2 separate regions of the Homo sapiens genome follow, and region 2 is linked to region 1. A link is an interaction called in ENCODE POLR2A ChIA-PET data of the cell type or tissue named here. Cell type or tissue: PC-9. All regions are shown on one strand. Links, peaks and the distances in the headings refer to the core of each region. The heading gives the core; the rest is flanking DNA. Region 1 overlaps TMEM135 (transmembrane protein 135). Region 2 overlaps FZD4-DT (FZD4 divergent transcript).

Region 1 (10,063 bases), core at 2,605-5,104:
TTAGTTGTAGAATATAGTTATATTATAGGTTATACATTCTTATTTTCTAGAGTAAATTGGCCACAGTAATAATAAGCTACAATTAAAACATGAAACTTTGACATAAAGAAGAAATTGGAATGTTACTCACAGCTGTTGTCATAAAAGAGATTGACTAGAAATTTATTGTCTATTCACACTTAGATCAGCTCTTTTGGAAGGAAGAAATTTAGAGCTAGAACAAATAATATTTAATGCTCATTTTATAAACTGATAGTGAGAAATATAGCTAGAAGCCAAGATTTTTAGTCCTACACATCTGGTTGTGATGATTTTGGAATCTTTACACTCTGATAATATGTCTTTGTTATGATTTTAGAATATTTTCTGGCCCATTCATTAAGCAGATATGGAAGCAAGTACTGAGTCAGACCAAGTTCCTGTCATCCATGAAGAATACTGGACTCTTTTCATTCTGAAAGAGAACAATTCTTTGGATTGTTTCAGGGAACCATTTTACCATATTACATATAAATTGAGTCTATTACTCCTCAATGTTTTCTCTTCTCTTCTTTTTCCTCTCTTCCTCCAAATTTGTTTCTTTTGTTTGACTACTATGTCAGATCAAATTTTAATAAGCATCTAAACACTTCTGGAAAATAATTGGTATGCACCTTTTATGAAATATTTGAACGTTCTCTTAAAGATGAATTTAACCCAATCAGCCACCATTTGATAGCATATTTAAAGAAAATAAAAGAAACACTTAACTTTAAAATAGTGTTTAGGTGGCTTGTATAGGATGCCAAATTATCTCTGAGATAAAAACAGGAGCACATGGTATTTTGTATTTCATTTCATCCCTTAGGTCATAGCTTATTATTAAACATTGTATAGAAAATATCAGTGATCATTGTATGCACTGAGTCAATTTCTTATTGAGAATCTTCCTAGTTTTCTCATTGTTCCTTGAGATTCTGAGAAAGTAATTTAAGATCTCTTTACGTGCATATAATTTGTAGTAGTATACTGAGCTATTGATCTATTAGCCTTACAGCTAAAAGGTTTTCTTGAAATCCTTTCTGTTTTTGAACAAAGATTAAATGTTATTCATGACTCACAGTAATGAAAAAGGAAATATTTATTTTGAGGATAAGCCAATTTATATATTATTGGACATTGCACAGACCACCCAGGCCTGAAGCCTACTGTTTATAGTTAAGGATTTTAAATCTACATATGCTCTTGAGGAGCCAGAGTTATCTATATTACAACTGGAAAGTTTTGTGTCTGCAAAGGGTAATAATTTCATGTTCTCCACCCCTAAGTCCCTCACCCTTGGCTGGTAAAATTCCTGTCAAGATTATTTTATTTCCACAAGAGAAAAGGCTCTTTGGACCTCAGTAATAATAACATTGTGAAATTTCATCTATCAAAGGACTGATGTTTTAATATTGTTGGAAAACACTAGAGTCGTATTTGTCTTCAAAATCAGTTTGTTTGAATATATATGTATGTATATATAGCAGAATGTAGCTGACTTGTTTTTAGTGCAAATTTCTAGTTTCTTTGAAGGTTTATTTTCCTGGCCATCAAACTTTAGAATTCTTCAAGGATTGGTTCTAGTCTCCCTTATTGTCTCTCTTTTTTTCATTGTAAATAATTTATCCCATGCTTATAGCTTTAACTACTATCTAATGTAATAGGAGGGGAGAAAAGAGAAAATGGTGCAAAACAAAAGCTATCAGACATGAATGAACCTCCTCAGCTTCCCATTAGAAGGTCATATCTGTTAGCTTCTATGGTTCTCACTAAAGCAGGAGGCAGGGTCTTTGCTGAAAGAAAGGATAGAGGGTCAAAGGCCTGAAGAGAATTTATGTGGTTTGACGTACTTGTTTTGTATAGATCAGACTAAAATGACAGGTTTACCTGGGCTGTATTCAGGATCCCTTTGAGTGTGGTGATTATGTTTTGTTGTGTGGTTTTCTCTAGCAGTACATAGTTGCCTCATTATAGGCATGGAGAAGGTGATTAGTTTCATCTCCGGTTGGAGTTTTGCCAGGTGGAGGTGATGTAAGAACTGAGGAGAAAGGAGCTTAAGGTGGTAGAGTGTTTCCTAGGGTCATAGAATTTAAGCTGGATAAGGAGGATAGTGAGAAGAAAGTATTGGAAATGGAAAGAACTATGGAGCTAATGAATTGGAAGTGTCTTAAGAGTCCAAAGAACTCTGCCATGAGTGGTAAGTGAGGTCTAGTTATACATTCATATAAAATGTGTGTTATATTATTAACAAGTTAACAAAAAGCAATATTAGAATTTTAGTTCCTTCATGGAGAGGGAATGGATGAAAAAAATTATCATCTATTTATTTCATTTATTTAGATATATAGGAAAAGATAGATTTTGAGCTGAGAAAGTCCTAAATGATAAGTAGGAAGTCACTTTCTAATTTCCTTCTTTTACACAAGATAAGCATTCTAGCCAACCTTCTCTAAAGAATGGAAAACTTGCTGTATCTGATTTCACATGATTGTGGGGGCTTTATTATATAGCAAAAGAAAAACAAAAGTGTTTTTGTGAAAAAAACCATTTCACTGGAAAGGTATTTTTGTCCACGGAAGTTAATAGTAAGCATCAAATAGTTATGTAAGTTTATTTCTTTTTTTATTTGGATTTCGTGATTGTTTTTTGTGATACACTATATAAAAACTTCATGAAAGTATAGAATTATATACGTGATATACATTTCAAAAACTAATGCATGAAACTAAATGTCATGATCAGTATTCTTTTTTTTTGAAATGGAGTCAGTCTGTTGCCCAGGCTGGAGTGCAGTGGCATGGTCTCCACTCACAGCAACCTCCACCTCCCGGGTTCAAGTGATTCTCCTGCCTCAGCCTTCCGAGTAGCTGGGATTACAGGTGCCACCACGACGCCTGGAGAATTTTTGTATTTTTAGTAGAGACGGGGTTTCACCATGTTGACCAGAATGGTCTCGAACTCCTGACCTCAGGCAATCAGCCCACCTTGGCTTCCTAAAGTGTTGGGATTACAGGTGTGAGCCACCACGCCCGGCCATGATCAGTGTTCTTATTTCCCTGTAATACAGTGTGCCCTAGAGTACAGGATAACTAAACAAAGTCCTGTTCACATGTTCACTTTCAGGGGAGATTAAGTACCTACTCTTTTTTGCCCGGCCCTCCCCTTCCCCCTCTCTTCCCTTCCCTCTCCTTTCCTTTATTTCCTTTCCTTTCCTTTCTTTTCTTTTCTTTCTTCTTTTCTGTTTTTTTGAGACTGGGTCTTACTCTGTCTCTCAGGCAGGCACCCTCACCACACCTAGATATTTATTTATTTATTTATTTATTTATTTATTTATTTATTTGTAAAGACGGGGTCTCCCTATGTTTTCCAGGCTGATCTGGAACTCTTGGGCTCATGCAATCCCCCCACCTTGGCCTCCCAAAGTGTTGGGATTACAGGTGTGAACCACCATGCCAGGCCCCTGCTCCTTTCTAAAGATGGTCTGAATATGAATATTTACATGTCTTACTGATTATATACCCTTTGTCTATCAATGATTGCATTTTAGATGACTTAAATTTCTAACAAATGATTTAAGAATTTAAACTGGAATGAGATAACCTTCTTAATCTTTGTTTTAAGAGTGTATTAAGACCAAAATGTAAATCTTTAGGGTCAAGAACATTGAATGGATGCTCATAGATTTAACAAAGAATTCTATTTTGTCTCCTATTTGCTATTTTTTTTTTGGCTGCACAATTAGTAAACCCAATTTACTAATGTTGTTGATATTCTTTATTTGTTTTGTATGTTTTGTTGCTTGTGGAAACCTGATTAGAGCTTTTGAGAGTGTATTTCGGTCAGAAGTGATTTATTTTGTGTATTTAAGCTGGATTTCAGCTGTTTGAGGTTTTTCTCTTAGAAGCCTAAGTTTCAGATAGCATCTAGATTGAAAAGACAGTTCTGCTTAAGATGCCTATCCTAGTCTTTCTTAAATAGTTTAAATTATTTGTTTTTCTAAGTTTCTTATAAGTTTATTTAGATTTTTACCTTAAAAATAACAATTTATGCTTAAACTTGTTGTAGAGGTAGGATTATAGATTTTCAAAATCGCTTTTAAAAATGGCTAGTTTTTTTTTTTTGAAATACGCAATGCACATTTTATTTCTCATTTTTCAAAGCCTGGATTTCCTAATTCTTTTTTTATTATAGTCTTTTAATTAATAACAGCTACAGATATAAGCTTAGAGTTTCCCCCCTACTACACATTGTCCCCGAGGGGACAGAAAAGCATAATCTACTAAGAATCTTGTAATAGATTTCAGAGAGGAAGTTTGCTTTAGGGTTTTTTTTTTTTTTTTTATGAGGAAGCTTTTTTTTTTGTGCAAGTGTGGATTTCTTTTCTTTTTTTTTTAAATTATTATCATACTTTAAGTTTTAGGGTACATGTGCACAATGTGCAGGTTAGTTACATATGTATACATGTGCCATGCTGGTGTGCTGCACCCATTAACTTGTCATTTAGCATTAGGTATATCTCCTAATGCTATCCCTCCCCCCTCCTCCCACCCCACAACAGTCCCCAGAGTGTAATGTTCCCCTTCCTGTGTCCATGTGTTCTCATTGTTCAATTCCCACCTATGAGTGAGAACATGTGGTGTTTGGTTTTTTGTCCTTGCGATAGTTTATGAGAAGGATGATTTCCAATTTCATCCATGTCCCTACAAAGGACATGAACTCATCGTTTTTTATGGCTGCATAGTATTCCATGGTGTATATGTGCCACATTTTCTTAATCCAGTCTATCATTGATGGACATTTGGGTTGGTTCTAAGTCTTTGCTATTGTGAATAGTGCCGCAATAAACATACGTGTGCATGTGTCTTTATAGCAGCATGATTTATAGTCCTTTGGGTATATACCCAGTAATGGGATGGCTGGGTCAAATGGTATTTCTAGTTCTAGATCCCTGAGGAATCGCCACACTGACTTCCACAATGGTTGAACTAGTTTACAGTCCCACCAACAGTGTAAAAGTGTTCCTGTTTCTCCACATCCTCTCCAGCACCTGTTGTTTCCTGACTTTTTAATGATGGCCATTCTAACTGGTGTGAGATGGTATCTCATTGTGGTTTTGATTTGCATTTCTCTGATGGCCAGTGATGGTGAGCATTTTTTCATGCATCTTTTGGCTGCATAAATGTCTTCTTTTGAGAAGTGTCTGTTCATGTCCTTTGCCCACTTTTTGATGGGGTTGTTTGTTTTTTTCTTGTAAATTTGTTTGAGTTCATTGTAGATTCTGGATATTAGCCCTTTGTCAGATGAGTAGGTTGCAAAAATTTTCTCCCATTTTGTAGGATGCCTGTTCACTCTGATGGTAGTTTCTTTTGGTGTGCAGAAGCTCTTTAGTTTAATGAGATCCCATTTGTCAATTTTGGCTTTTGTTGCCATTGCTTTTGGTGTTTTAGACATGAAGTCCTTGTCCATAAAAATGGCTAGTTTTAAAGAAGGGGAATGTGTTAAAAAATTACTTCTACTTTAAGAATTTTAATTAGCTAAATTAATAGCATTCAGTAGGTTGTCTGTAAAAAGTCCTACAATATATAACTAAAGAACATTTCCTTAGTGTTTCTAATTCAGAGGTTACATCCTCTTTTAATATGAAGAGGAATTAAATCATTCCCACCATATGATTTGTCATATTTACTTTTTCCTCTGAAACTAAGTAAGACTTTTTGTAGCTCTCCTGTACTCCAGAGCACACTGTTCTTGTGGAGAAATAAGAATATTGATCATGACATCAAGTTTCTATAAACTATTGCTTTTTTATTTTAGTCACCAAAATATAAGCAATTTTATATGTAATTTTGGCTTATAGGACTTATCAAACTTTTCCTCTATTATTAAAGTTGAGTTTTACAAAAATCATAATGCATAAATTTAAAAAATGTTAACAATATTTTCTAGTCAGACATGAGCTGTCATTATTCTTTGGCTACAGATTGCTGTGTATTTTCTCTCACAAGCTTTTTTTTTTAGAAACTTTTTCAGATTCAGATAATAAATACCTGAAGGAACACCCGAATAAATCATAATTCATTTTGTCTTCATGTGACTCACAGTGATAAAATACTTTTCATGAAGCTTGCTATATCAGGTTACCTATCAGTTTACTTTTAGGAAGGTCATTGTGATTGCTGCCTTCTTGACTATAATCTTTAGAAGAAAGACCTCCTTGAAAATTATATACCACCACCAAAAAAATATCTGTAATCATTGTCTTACTTAGTTTAGGAGCTGTTCAATTTGATCAATAACCAGCCCCCAAGAGCTACAGTATGGTCACATTAATGTACTATGAATTTTTTTATGATTTCAATATGAATGAAGAGAAAAAAGTTGTGCCATGCATTTTATTACCACCCTATGAACTTTAATCTTTAGAAAGTCACTTGATGTCTGCAGGCTGCAGTTACTTTCGTGATTATGTAAAACAGCATTGTCCAATATGGTAGCCACTAGCACATACGGCTATTGAGCCCTTGAAATGTGGCTAGTCAAATGTAGATTGCCGTAAGTATAAAGCATACATCAGATTTCAAAGACTTGGTATGGATAAAGAATGCAAATATTAATAATATTTTATATTGATTATTTGTTTACATGATAATATCTTGGATATATTGGGTTAAGTGAAATATATTATTAAAATTAAAGCCTGGGTGCAGTGGCTCATGCCTGTAATCCTAGCACTTTGGGAGGCCAAGGTAGGCAGATTGCTTGAGCCCAGGAGTTCAAGATTAGCCTGGTCAACATGGTGAAATCCCCTCTCTATAAAAAATACAAAAAAAATACCTGAGCTTGGCAGCATGCGCTTATTGTCCCAGCTACTTTGGAGGCTGAGGTGGGAAAATCACCTGAGCTCAGGAAGTCGAGGCTGCATTGAGCAGAGATCATGCCACTGCGCTTTAGTCTGGGTGATGTCAGAGTGAGACCCCCATCTCAAAGAACAATTAAATTAATTTTATATATTTCTTTTTACTTTTAAAAATATGGCTACTAGAAAATTTCAAATTACACATATAGCCTGCATTATATTTCTTTCTTTTTCTTTTCTTTTTTTTTTTTTTTTTTTTAAGACAGAGTTTCTCTCTGTCACCCAGGCTGGAGTGCAGAGGTGAGATATCTGCTCACTGCAACCTCCCCCTCCCTGGTTCCAGCAATTCCCCTCCCTCAGCCTCCTGAGTAGCTGAGATTACAGGCACCCGCCACCACACCCAGCTGATTTTCTTGTATTTTTAGTAGAGACGGGGTTTCACCAGGTTGGTCAGACTGGTCTCAAACTCCTGACCTCAGGCAATCCTCCCGCCTCAGTCTCCCAAAGTGTTGGGATTACAGACTGGAGCCACCGCACCTAGCCAGCTTGCATTATATTTCTATTGGATGACTCTGCTCTAGAAGATGTAAGATGACCTCTGTGAACCTTTCTAGTCTCAGCACTGTGATGATTCTTAAAAAAGTTTTTTTTTAATTTCTATTTTTTGTGATGGGATCTCACTCTGTCACCCAGGCTGAAGTATAGTGGTGTGATCACAGCTCAATGCAACCTTGACCTCCCAGGCTCAAGTGAGCTTCCCACCTCAGTCTCCTGAGTAGCTGGGACTATAGGTGTGTGCCACCATGCCTGGCTAACTTAAAAAATTTTTTTGTAGAGATGAGGTCTTGCTCTGTTGCTGGGCTGGTCTTGAACTCCTGGGCTCAAGCAATTCTCCTGTTTCAGCCTCCCAAAGTTCTGGAACTACAGATGTGAGCCATCATACCCAGCATCCAGCACTGTAATGATTCTGATTGATACTCTGATTAATTCTGGAACTATCATTTTATTTTTAATTGTTACAATGTCTCTTTTGAGGATTTTTACAGTATGTTATTTTGGTATGTAGAGCTCTCGGAAAGTTCTTTTTTTAAAATGTCTTAGTACATTAACCATACTCTGAAAGAATTTAGCCTGTAAGCTTTTAGGCTATAGCCGATAAGCCTAGGTCTTCTCATTTTTGAAGCTGGACCATTCTGCCTCGTTATAGCAATTATCCTGTCTTTCTTCCATCTTATTATTGTTTAAAAACCTCTTATATTTATTATTCTCAGTGATTTTATTTATTCCATCCAAAGCTTTGGACCTCTTTCTTCACTAGGGCTAGGATACTGTAGTAGAAATAGAATGTAGGATTTAGATTAAAGACTTAGATTCTAAATCTGGTTTCTTTTTTTATTAGCTGAGCAATTCTGGACAAGACACTTTGCTAAGCCTCCTTTTCATCTGTAAATCTGATGTTGTGAGGATTAAATAAAATACCATACAGATATTGTTATTACCTACCCGTGTTTATCAGAGATCTTTTCTTTTCAGACTTCTTGACAATATTTGACTTCAAGGATATTATACTTGTCTAGTATCCTTTATTATTTGCCATTTATTCTTTTTATCATTTTGATCTTTTCTTTCCTTTATCCATTGATATTCTTGGTTCTACCAATCTTTAGTCCATCAGACTATGGTTATAAAGAAAAATAGAAGAAACATATTGTATTGCTCACAAAATGAAAATCATCACTTGGAACCTGCACCTAGATTTGTAAAAACTGAACTAATAAATTCAGAAAAGAATCTCAAACACCAAGCTGGAGAAGGGAGAATAAGACAAATTGTTGGAAACCAGACCCAAGGGAAAGAGAGAAAGGAACTGAACTACACTGAATATATGTCATGTTCCTGGCATTGCTTTTGTTAGATAATTGATATATTACTTTATATTATGCACAGCAAAATCTTTATAATAAATCTTTTAAGGGAAGGTCTCACCTATTTTATAGAGGAGGAAATTGAGTAACAGGCATATTAAATAACATTCTCCTAGGCTATTTGGGTCCTTATTGTTTATTTGCATTTTTCCCCCCAAGATCATTGTTTTGGTAAACATTGTTTACTTTGGACAGTTGAGTTATATGCTAATTATGTAGGTAGAGTTGGTCTCAAGTATGCTAGCAAAAATAAATGAAACTTGAGTGTTTTTAAACAAGGATACCAGATATGAGATTTATGAAATATATTTTGCACTGTTTCGGAAATGTATTTCTCCTGACCATCCTTTAGAGTGGGTTGAGTGGGTAGAGTGGGTAGTAGTAATAATTCAGGAAGCCATTCCTTCCTAATCTAGGTATGTCGACAAAACTTTCAGGTCTGAAGGCTGCTGAACACTAAATAATTCTAAATAAATGAAATAACTAAATAACTCTAGCTATTCTGCCATCTATTCCCTTTACTGGTAGGCAAAGCTAAATTGGTAACTTAAATCTGTGAATTATGCCATGACTTTCAAGGCGAAATCCAGACGTATTTGAAATGTCTTCACAAATGTGGCTTATAACAGTCTCTGCCCTCTTCCCTCAAATGTTTTCTCTCTGTCTATACTTTTCTGCTTATAAGCTCCTTACTGCCCTATTCTCATACATGTCTTTCTTGCGTTCTACTAGTACATTCCTCCTTTCTGAGATTCTTTTTCAGAAAGACTAAAATATGCTAAATATCTTCTTGTGCTTTAGGAGTCTTACGGCAAAAATTCTGTACTGACTCAAGGATACAATACTTAGTAGGAGTGAATGAACTCTTGAAAAATATATTTTCAACTCCATGTCCTCATATTCTCATATTAAAGAAGATTAAACAAGATAAATATCATTTGAGCCAGGTGTGGTGGCTGATGCCTGTAATTCCAGCAGCTCAGGAGACTGAGGCAGAAGGACTGCTTGAGGCTAGGAGTTCAAAACCAGCCTGGGCAACATAGCAAGACTGTGTGTGTGTGTGTGTGTGTGTGTGTGTGTGTGTGTGTGTGTTTATATATTTATATATGTGTGTATATATATGCATATATATTTATATATATGTATTATATATAGATAAGATGATTATTAAGTTAACTGGTTTCTGAAGAACTCTTTTTTCCCCCTAAGGAGTTCTAAGAGACATCTTTTGTATTTCTAGAGCAAATAAATTTTAACTTCT
Region 2 (10,063 bases), core at 2,860-5,359, 290 kb before region 1:
GTTTTTGAGTCCGGCAGTCACCATTTTCAAGTTTGTTTCTTTTGAAGTTTGTACTTTATTGTTGGTGAAAGGAAGTAAAGGGAGGAGGGGGTGCTACATCTTCCAATTTTTTTTCCCCAGCAATCCAGCATTGTGCTCTTTTCCTACATCAGACTATTCCAAGGAGCAGAACGACTTAGAGGAAAAAGTGCTCAATTGGAAATTAGGCTACAATACACTTAACGTTCACCAAGTATTTTTGTAATCATTATTTGACCCTCCAACCATATTAAAAATGGGTATACCGAATTTCAGAAAGGTCTGTTAGCTAGCAAGGACCTTAATCCAGTTCATCTGACTCCCAAGGCCAAGGCTGAATCTAGATATGTTATGGGCTCACCATACAAATTGGACAACTCATTTCACCTCACTTGCCTTTAGTTTCATCTACAACATAAGATGTGTTGCATGGCCCCAACACATCTTCCAGCAAGACATCTCCAGATTCTGAATAGTACGTGTGGAGTGGAGTGTCTTGTGTACTAATTGGGACTGGAGGTGTGGTTTGTCACATAGTCAGTAGGAAGGGAGGGTAGAACTCACTTTGATAGTGTTCCAGAGTGGAAGGTAACAGGGCTATTATACAATGCATTCAACAGTCTGGTTCTTGCATTTTGGGGGGGAAAATCAATGCCAGGTTTTGATTAGCCTTTCCTATGCCTGTCATCAGCGTATTACGCAGTAAACATCATGCCTCTGTGAGCTTTCGTTTCCAAATGAAATGATCCTAAAGTTTGGAATTTCTCTTTACATGGCATGCTCTTCTGCCATGCATACCACAAATTATTTTCACTGCCCTTCTCTGAACCGTTGCTATTTTTGCTCTGCCTTTTTGATAGCAGCACTGATTAAAGAGTGATTTTATTCTTTTAAATATTAACTGCAAAGATAGAGGCAACAGGACTCTTCAAGGATACACATGGATTTCTTGCTCATAAAACTTCATAATGTGAACAGAAAAGTCAGCAAAGGGGAAGAAAGGAAACTAACTTTAATTGAGTGTCTACAATATATCAAGCTTTCTTCTAGGTCCATTTGATATCTTATCTCCCTTCATTCTCTCAGATGAGGGGCAGTGGTGTGTAGCGGTTACATGCCTAGGCACTTGAGTCAGATAGACGTGGCTTCTCATCAAGGCCTGAGTGCTACCTTACCATGTGACTCTGGGCAATCTATGTAACTTTTCTAAGCTTTGCTTTCCTCAGTGACACAACAACCGTAAAATACTCAGTATTAGCCCAGAGTAAGTACTCAATGAATGTTAACTATCTTTTTGACCACCCTAAAGAATACACCTTATCTACTTCACACTAGATTTTTAAAAACCTAAGGTTCTAAGAAGCTAAGTAAAAAAATTTCAGACCTATATTTATCTGACACTGATGGATATCTGTTGTTTCTCTCTCTTTTTTTTTTTTTTTTTTGAGACAGAGTTTCACTGTTGTCACCCAGGCTGGAGTGCAGTGGCACAATCTCAGCTCACTGCAACCTCTGCTTCCCAGGTTCAAGCAATTCTCCTGCCTCAGCCTCCTGAGTAGCTGAGATTACAGGTGCCTGCCACCATGCCTGGCTAATTTTTTTTTGTATTTTCAGTAGAGACGGGTTTCATCATGTTGGCCAGGCTAGTCTTGAACTCCTGACCTCAGGTGATCTGCCCGCCTCGGCCTCCCAAAGTGCTGGGATTACAGGCGTGAGCCACTGTGCCCGGCCGGATATCTGTTGTTTCTTTTCCCCAGCACCACTCTTTACCCAGGAAACCCATTCTCCTCCCACCCCTATTCCACTTTGTTTTGCTAGAACAGATTCTATCAGGCTCAAAAGTGAACTCTGGAGCAGATAGTATGGTTCAAATCTCAGCTCTGGCCAGGTGTGGTGGCTCACGCCTGTAATCCCAGCACTTTGGGAGGCTGAGGTGGGTGGATCACTTGAGGCTGGGAGTGCAAGACCATCCTGGCTAACATGGTGAAACCCCATCTCTACTGAAAATACAAAAATTAGCTGGGTGTGGTGGTGCATGCCTGTAATCCCACCTACTCGGGAGACTGTGGTGTGAGAATCGCTTGAACCCAGGAGGCAGAGGTTGTAGTGAGCTAAGATCGCACCACTGCACTCCAGCCTAGGTGACAGGGCAAGACTCCATCTAAAAAAAAACAAACAAAAAATCTCAGCTCTACCACTTATTGGCTGTGTAACTTTTGAAAGATTCCTTAACCTTTCTGTGCCTTAGTTTCTTCATCTATCAAACGAGGATGACAAAAATCTTTACCAATTGGATTCTTGTAAAGATTAAATAAGTTAATAGGAATGAAGTACTCATAGCAAGTGCCTCATGCGTGGTAAGTGCTCGGTAACTGTAAAGTCTTTTTCTTCTTACCCTACCTGTCTCCCAGCTATAGGGCTGGGCAAATGATTCAGATCTGGCCATCAGAGTGTCTGTCCTATCTTCTTGTTTACCATGATTGGTCTAGGGCAAGGTCAGCAAAATTTTTCTGTAAAAAGCAGATAGCAAATATTTTAGGCTTTGTGGGCCGTGTGGCCTCTGTTACCACTACTCAACTTGCTATGACAGTGGAAAACCAACTATGGACAATACAGAAACAAATGGGTGTGATTGTGTTCCAATAAAACTGAAATTTATGGACCTTGACATTTGAATTTCATATAATTTTCAGGTGTTATAAAATATTACTCTTATTTTTTTCCCCAATCATTTAAAAATGACAAACCCATTTTTAGTTCATATGCTGCCCCAAAACAAGAGTCAGGCTGGATTTGGCCGGTGGGTCATAGTTTGTTGACTCCTGGTGTGGGCATGGGCATGTGACCCACAAAGGGCCAAAGTCCTGCCACGGGATTTGATACGTGGACACTGGGAGAGAGTATGTGCTGCTTCCTTTTGGATCAAGATTTCCATGGCCATCTTCCTTTCCACAGGGAGAGATCCTGTGTATGGCAGGAGGAATGAAGCCAACAGCAAAAAGAATCGGAGCCCAAGCAGAGCCAGCTAAGAAATAAAGACAGAGACAGCAAGCCCTGAAAACTTTATCTGAGCGTCAAGATCTAGCCATGCCTATTAGTTCCATGAGCCAATAATTCGATTTTTGTTTTTTCTAATATAGGTTATAGTCAGGTTTTGGTCACCTACAGTGGAGTTCTGATAGATACTTAAGGGCTTGTTTTCCTTACACGACATAATACCACCATACATAATTATTTTTAAAAAGGGAACACTAGCCTGTATTGTGTAGTTACCATGTGCCAGGCAATTTGGTAAGTGCTTTCACATGTGAGCTCTCATTGACTTCTTATAACAACGCTCTGAGGTTGGCATTATTATCCTCACTTTACCAAGAACACAGACACATTTGATGCCAGTAGATTGCTTGCTGAGGTACAGTATTTGATGGCAGAATGAAGCAGCTAAAGGGATTAGGGCAAGTGGACTGTTCAGGGCCATTTTCTCACCCACCTCGCTCCCTAAGAAAGAAGGATGGCAGAGTATACTGTCAGGGCACACTTAATCCCTTTTCTGGGAAAGAGGACATGTACTGATCAGAAATCCCCACTGTTCCCTCTTCTGGGCAGTGGGGAGTGGCGGTCCTGGAGTTCTTGCCCAGCTGCCCAGCAGAGAGTGGACGAGCAGCTGAGGCACACTGACGAACAGCCTGGGTTAATCCAGGCTGCAGCTTGCAACTCCCTTGCAGGACCCATCCAGGATTTCCTTCAGAAGTATCACATCACAGCAGCTGGCTGGCTTGACTTTGCCAACTGCTTGACCCCTAGCTGCACAGGAAACTTCAGCAGGTAGAACTTGGCCAGCCTCAGGAGTAGACACACCCTGACCTCCTTAGGATAGAACAGAAAGGCTTGCACAAACAGGGCTTGCACAATAGAGGATGAGAAAGCGGCCAGGGAAAATAATCCTCCACATCCATTAACCCTCACCTTGACACATCAGCCCTTTGAGTTGTGGATTGAAGACAAAGAACTACCATATTAATAGCTGTTACTTATTGGACAACTCCTGTATCTCATTCCATTTATTATAATAGCTCTTATTATCAATTATTGTGTGCCAGATACTTTACCTAAATAATAATAATTATTATATTATATATATATATGTGTATATATATATATATATTTTTTTTTTTTTTTTTTGAAACAGTCTCACTCTATTGCCCAGGCTGGAGTGCAGTGATGCAATCTCAGCTCACTGCAACCTCCGCCTCCCAGCTCAAGCAATTCTCCTGCCTCAGCCTCCTAAGTAGCTGGGATTACAGGCACCTGCCACCACACCCAGATAATTTTTGTATATTTAGTAGACACAGGGTTTCACCATATTGTCCAGGCTGGTCTCGAACTCCTGACCTCAAGTGATCTGCCTGCCTCAGCCTTCCAAAGTGCTGGGATTATAGGCATGAGCCACTGCACCAGCCTAATTATTTCTAATTATCAGAAACCTTGCAAAGTACACATTAAATATTACCTACTATTTTATAGACAAAGAGACCAAGATGACTAGAGGTTACAAAATGATGAACACTAGGAGGGAAGGGGAATTTGCACCTGGTCTGTCTCTATTTCCACCCACTACCATGTGAGATGGGAGATGAAGCAGGAGGAGAGGGGCAATATTTTTCCAGCCTTCAGCAGTTGGACAGGACAGGTCAAGCCACTGGAAATGGAACATGAATCTTGAATCCCTCTTCAAACTTTTTGAAGGCAGGGAATTGTGTTATTTTGTATTTACATGGTATACATCAGCACATAACTCATACTTGGCCCAGAGCAGGAGCTCATTGATGTTTGTAGAATGAATGAGTAAATGAGTCCAGGTGTCTCTTGCTTTCAGTAAAACAGGAAAAGACTGAAGGGGCACTGATTTGATGATGTCCTCTCTTTAAGTTGCTTCCTGGAACTCTTAGAAGTCATATGAACTCTTATGGGCATCTACCTTACCTTTTAGTACAATGGAGTAGAAGTTCACCCAATTTCACGGTAAATTTTATAGGATTGCTTTACCTAATGCCACCATAGGGGTCTAAAACAGGTAGTGCATGTTTCAAAAAATTGTCTCTACTGGACTTTCTTCTTGAGGCAGGGAAAAAATTCTGATTTCACAAACTTGAGGGTTTTCTTGCTGGGCCTTAACCAGGCAGTAATAAGCGCTGGGTGCTGAGAAAGTTAAGCAGAGACCTTTAAAATGGGGATGGAGGGCAAGGCAAGGAAGGAAAAATTGGGCACAAAGGTCAAAAGTTGGAGCTTTGCCTATTCTATTCCCTGGCCAGCAGGCAGGCCCTGAACTCAATTCCCTTTTGCTTGCTCTCTGGGGCAAGGCTGAGTTAGCAAGCTATAAATTCCACTAGTCCAAGTGTGAGGAATGTGGAGATGAATGTGGAGAAGTCTTCGTTCCAGAGGAAAGGGCACAACAGCGGGCCAGCTGGAGACGGAAGACAGAACATATCCCAAGTGCGAGCCAACAGAGATTTGAAATTAGAATCTGGGCTCAACCTGCACCTGGGTTTTAAGAACTCTGTGATTGTAAGTGGATAGGGCTGTCAAGTAGTTGGAAGAAAGTGTGTAGAGTCCTGAGGTGACATGGAGTTGATTTGCCAAGAAAAATTATTAGCATATTTATCTGATCATTTGCGTCAATGTGTCTTCTTGGCAAGGAGAAGCATTTGTGCAGGGAACTAATGAAAGAGGAAGGTTAAAAGAAGAGGAGGGCCCCATAAGGTAAGCAGGAAGTCAAGTGGTACCCAGAGAAGCCCATCTGGCTTTGCCATCAAAGGCAACTTGATGGAGATGGAGAAGCTAAATGACTGGCCACATTTCCCATGTGTTGTGGGGTGACACCCTCTCCTAGAACCTGGGGACTGGGATCCAGGCCTGGAGCTTACTTTGGACTTTCTGTGGAGGATAATTTTTATTGGGAAGTGTGGTTTGAAAGGTAAAACTGTTGAAGACCATCTATCTTTGAAGATCAGCGTTTGCTGGCACTCACTGAGGATTTCTGGATTCTTGGAAATCTAACAACTGCCTCTTTCCTCACCACAACTAGGTATAAACAATGAATAATGTGGGAACTAAGAATTCAAGGATGATGGCCTTCTTAAGGTTTGCTTTGAGTTCAAGGATTTAAAACTATAGATAGAGACAGGAGGCAGCCAAGCATCCCCAGTGAAACCCCACCTCCAAGCCTAAAAGTCTGAAGGCTGAAAAACCAGACTGATGGTCCCGGATGAAGCGTACCGTTTCCCGATTGATTCTCTCTGAATAATGCCCACCTGCGCACTGGGGGAGGTGAGTGGAGCCAGGGAAAGTTCCTGCCATTTGCAGGGGAAGGAGCCTGGCCTCTTCAGTTCCTGTGTGGTGACCTGGGAATCGGTCTATGAGGTGGGAGATCTGTTAGTAGGACTCTATCTCACTTTGCTCAGAGTTCCTTTTTCGTTTTTTCCTTTTCAGCCAATAAACCCTGCCCTACTCACACTACAATTGTGTCTGTGTGCCTAAATTTTCCTGGTCGTGTGACAAGAACCTGGTGTTTTTCTACAACACTATGTCCTCTTAATGTGACTTCATCCAGTCATAGGATGCATAAATAGCTGAAAAGGTATTACATCAATGGCCAGAAAGTAGGGGTTTCAGGAAAATTCTCCTTTAATGTGTGAGACTGGGCAAGCCATTTAACCTCTTTGTGTCTAATTTTCCTTACCTTTTAAATTGAGTTAATAGTATCTTGTCAAAGTAAAATAAAATGATAAGTGGCCGGCCAGGCGCGGTGGCTTATGCCTGTAATCCCAGCACTTTGGGAGGCCAAGGCGGGCAGATCACCTGAGGTCGGGAGTTTGAGACCAGCCTGACCAATATGGAGAAACCCCGTCTCTACTAGAAATACTAAATTAGCTGGGTGTGGTGGCACATGCCTGTAATCCCAGCTACTAGGGAGGGTGAGGCAGGAGAATCGCTTGAACCCAGGAGGCGGAGGTTGTGGAGAGCCGAGATCACGCCATTGTACTCCAACCTGGGCAACAAGAGCAAAACTCCATCTCAAAAAAAAAAAAAAAAAGATAAGTGGCCAAGTGTTTTTTAAGTATGCAAACTGAGTCAACCGTGTTACATGAAAAGGGTTTGGGAATCTGGGTTTAAATACCCATTCTGTGATTTACTACCTGTATAATTTTTATTTATTTATTTATTTTGAGACGGTCTTACTCTGTCGCCCAGGCTGGAGTGCGGTGGCAGCATCTCGGCTCACTGCAACTGCCTCCTCTGCAGGTTCAAGCGATTCTCCTGCCTCCGCCTCCCAAGTAACTGGGATTACAGACATGTGCCACCACATCCGGCTAATTTTTGTATTTTTAGTAGAGATGGGGTTTCACCATGTTGGCCAGGCTGGTCTCGAACTCCTGACCTCAAGTGATCCGTCCACCTCAGCCTCCCAAAGTGCTGAGATTACAGGCGTGAGCCACCGCGCCCCAGCGTATAATCTCGGACATGTTTCTTAACTTGTCAGTGCCTCATTTCCTGATCTCTAAATACTTCTCTAAAGCATTGTAAAGATTAAAATAATGTATGCAAATGACCCAGCTTATATATGGAGCTTTATAAATTCTACTGATTATGATAATGACTCTTTTTTTTTTTTTTTTTGAGACAGAGTCTCACTCTGTCGCCCAGGCTGGAGCACAGTAGCGCAGTCTCGGCTCACTGCAACCTCCGCCTCCCTGGTTCAAGCTATTCTCCTGCCTCAGCCTCCTGAGTAGCTGGGATGACTGGCGTGCATCACCACGCCCGGCTAATTTTTGTATTTTTAGTAGAGACGGGGTTTCATCATGTTGGTCAGGCTGATCTCGAACTCCTGACCTCATGATCTGCCTGCCTCGGCCTCCCAAAGTGCTGGGGTTACAGGCGTGAGCCACCGCACCCAGCCAATAATGACTCTTATAAGCAAGAAATACATATTAAGTGCTTGAAGTAATACTTAAGTTTGTGCGTGGTAAGTGCTAATTATTATCATCATTAATGTTTCTACCAGATATGAAAAACCATCTAGAGGCAAAATTCCTCTCACCTCTCAAAAATGATTGAATAAAACAGGAGTGAATCCACTGTATGCAAAGCAATCTGAGCTTCATTGGACCTGGAGCTTTTTCTACCACCTCTGGAAATCCTGTTTCACAACAGTTTTTTTTTATTATTATTATTCAAATGGGAACTGTGAAGGGAATAAAACCACTAATATTTAATGCATAGGCAAAACCCAAACTGAGGATAAGCTTTGGACATGATTCCTCAGCAATAACTCAATAGCAACCACAGCCCCACCAGAATAATGTTCTGCCAGGAACCTCAGGGCCAGGGTGGTGTCCTTCCACCAACTCACCACAAGAGATTGTACCAAAGCAGTGGAGTACCAAAGCAGTGGAGTACAAGGAGCCCACATTTTAAAAATTACAGGATGAAGAAGTGGAAGTCCAAAATACTCATAAGACAGAATGTATAATAATCTCATCATAACGTCCATAACTGCTAAAAGAGAACTAACTTTACTGGGATAGTTTATCCAGTAAAAACTTACGATAGGGTAACAAGATTGATATAAACTTGCTAGAAAGCTAATAAAATACGTAGATATTTATTTTTCTAACTCAAGGGTATAATGGTTACACCTAAATTTTTTTCTTCCCATTACATCTTTTTGGAGGCAGTTCTATTTTTCTGTTTAATGAGGCCCTGAAAATATAAATGAAAAGTGTAATATATAAAAATCAAGCAATAACTTCACATGTTATGTGAGGAATTTTATCCCCAAGAGCTAAAAATAATATAAATTCCCTATTATATATTATAAATATTTTAATCTTGAATTAAAAATAGAAACCCGAGTCTTATACAATATATATGTGATTATTAAAAATGTTCAAAAGACAAACATTGAATACAGACAATAAAATTACTGACCTAAAGTAATTTCTTACCTCAAATTCTGGCTGTTAGCCAACTTATGTGACATTTTGTTGACATAAGACATTGATTTAGTGTTAGGAAGGAGGACTTTCTGATGGTGATGTTTCACTGGCTTGGGCAAGGTATTTTGCAGGGAAATGAGTGGACTGATCAATAAATTATGATGCTAACTGAAATGGCTTATCAGCCTTTACCAAATTTCTTTCTTGGATCGAGGTGATGAAATGATTATGCAAGTCAATCTTGCTTTTCCCACCCTCCAAAGCCCTTAAATTAACATAAATGAAAATTTTAAAAAGATTTAGGGTTGACAGACTTAGCAAAAATTAAAACAATACTGGACACGCTCAGTTAAATTCGAATTCAGATAGACAACAGACAATTGTTTAGTATAAGTATGTCCCAAATGCACTATTTTGGACATGCTATATTTTATCTGGCAACCATAAAAACAATAAATTCATAACACTGTACCATCAGTGGATCATAATTATGTAGAATTTTGGGATTGGATTAGATTGAGTTTGTCCTGCAATTCTACTTTTAGGAATTTACGAAATGAAAAGATAATATTCATAAAAACATCTGTGTAAGAATGTTCACAGAAGCGTTACTTATAATAGTCAAAAATCTAGAAACAACCAAATGTTTATCAGCATTATTCTGGATAAACAATTTGCCTTTTTAACAAGTTCCGAGGTGCTGCTGATGCTGCTAGTTCAGGCACTATACTTAGAGAGCTACTGTTCTAGAGAGATCGATAGCTCAGAGTCAGGGTGACTACAAGTCAAAAGCAGAAGGGGGTCCTGAGACAAGTGTCAGGATAATTAATTACAGACCTGCATCCGGGAGCAGCAAAGCCAGTCATGTCCCGGATCCCCCATTACCACCACCACTGAGTAGCCAGCAGCCGCAGCAGCCCTGGACCCTGGGTTAAAACCCCAAGAGACTACCCCTCCAAATAATGTAAACTTCCTATTTGGAGGGATAATGTTGTATGGGGATAGAGAGCTGAGAAAGACAAATAGACACTTCCAAAATAGACCCAGGA

Evidence for each region. Peaks named below come from ENCODE experiments on the same cell type or tissue, not always from the same donor. Only the 100,000 strongest peaks of a DNase experiment are listed, where the experiment ranks them.
Region 2: POLR2A ChIA-PET joins it to region 1 with 29 read pairs; 4 of 35 experiments call an interaction of 5 or more read pairs at or near these places.

Annotation. Positions count from the first base shown.
Region 1 is chr11:87,264,936-87,274,998 of GRCh38, forward strand. All of the region lies in intron 6 of TMEM135 (transmembrane protein 135), which reads left to right. Among named protein-coding and RNA genes, the nearest start is that of TMEM135, 230 kb to the left of the region's middle. In PC-9, for the core only: no CTCF peak of the experiment used is centred there; no DNase peak of the experiment used is centred there.
Region 2 is chr11:86,979,460-86,989,522 of GRCh38, forward strand. The region is part of intron 2 of FZD4-DT (FZD4 divergent transcript); the gene reads left to right. Among named protein-coding and RNA genes, the nearest start is that of FZD4-DT, 29 kb to the left of the region's middle. In PC-9, for the core only: no CTCF peak of the experiment used is centred there; a DNase peak (open chromatin) is centred at 3,882.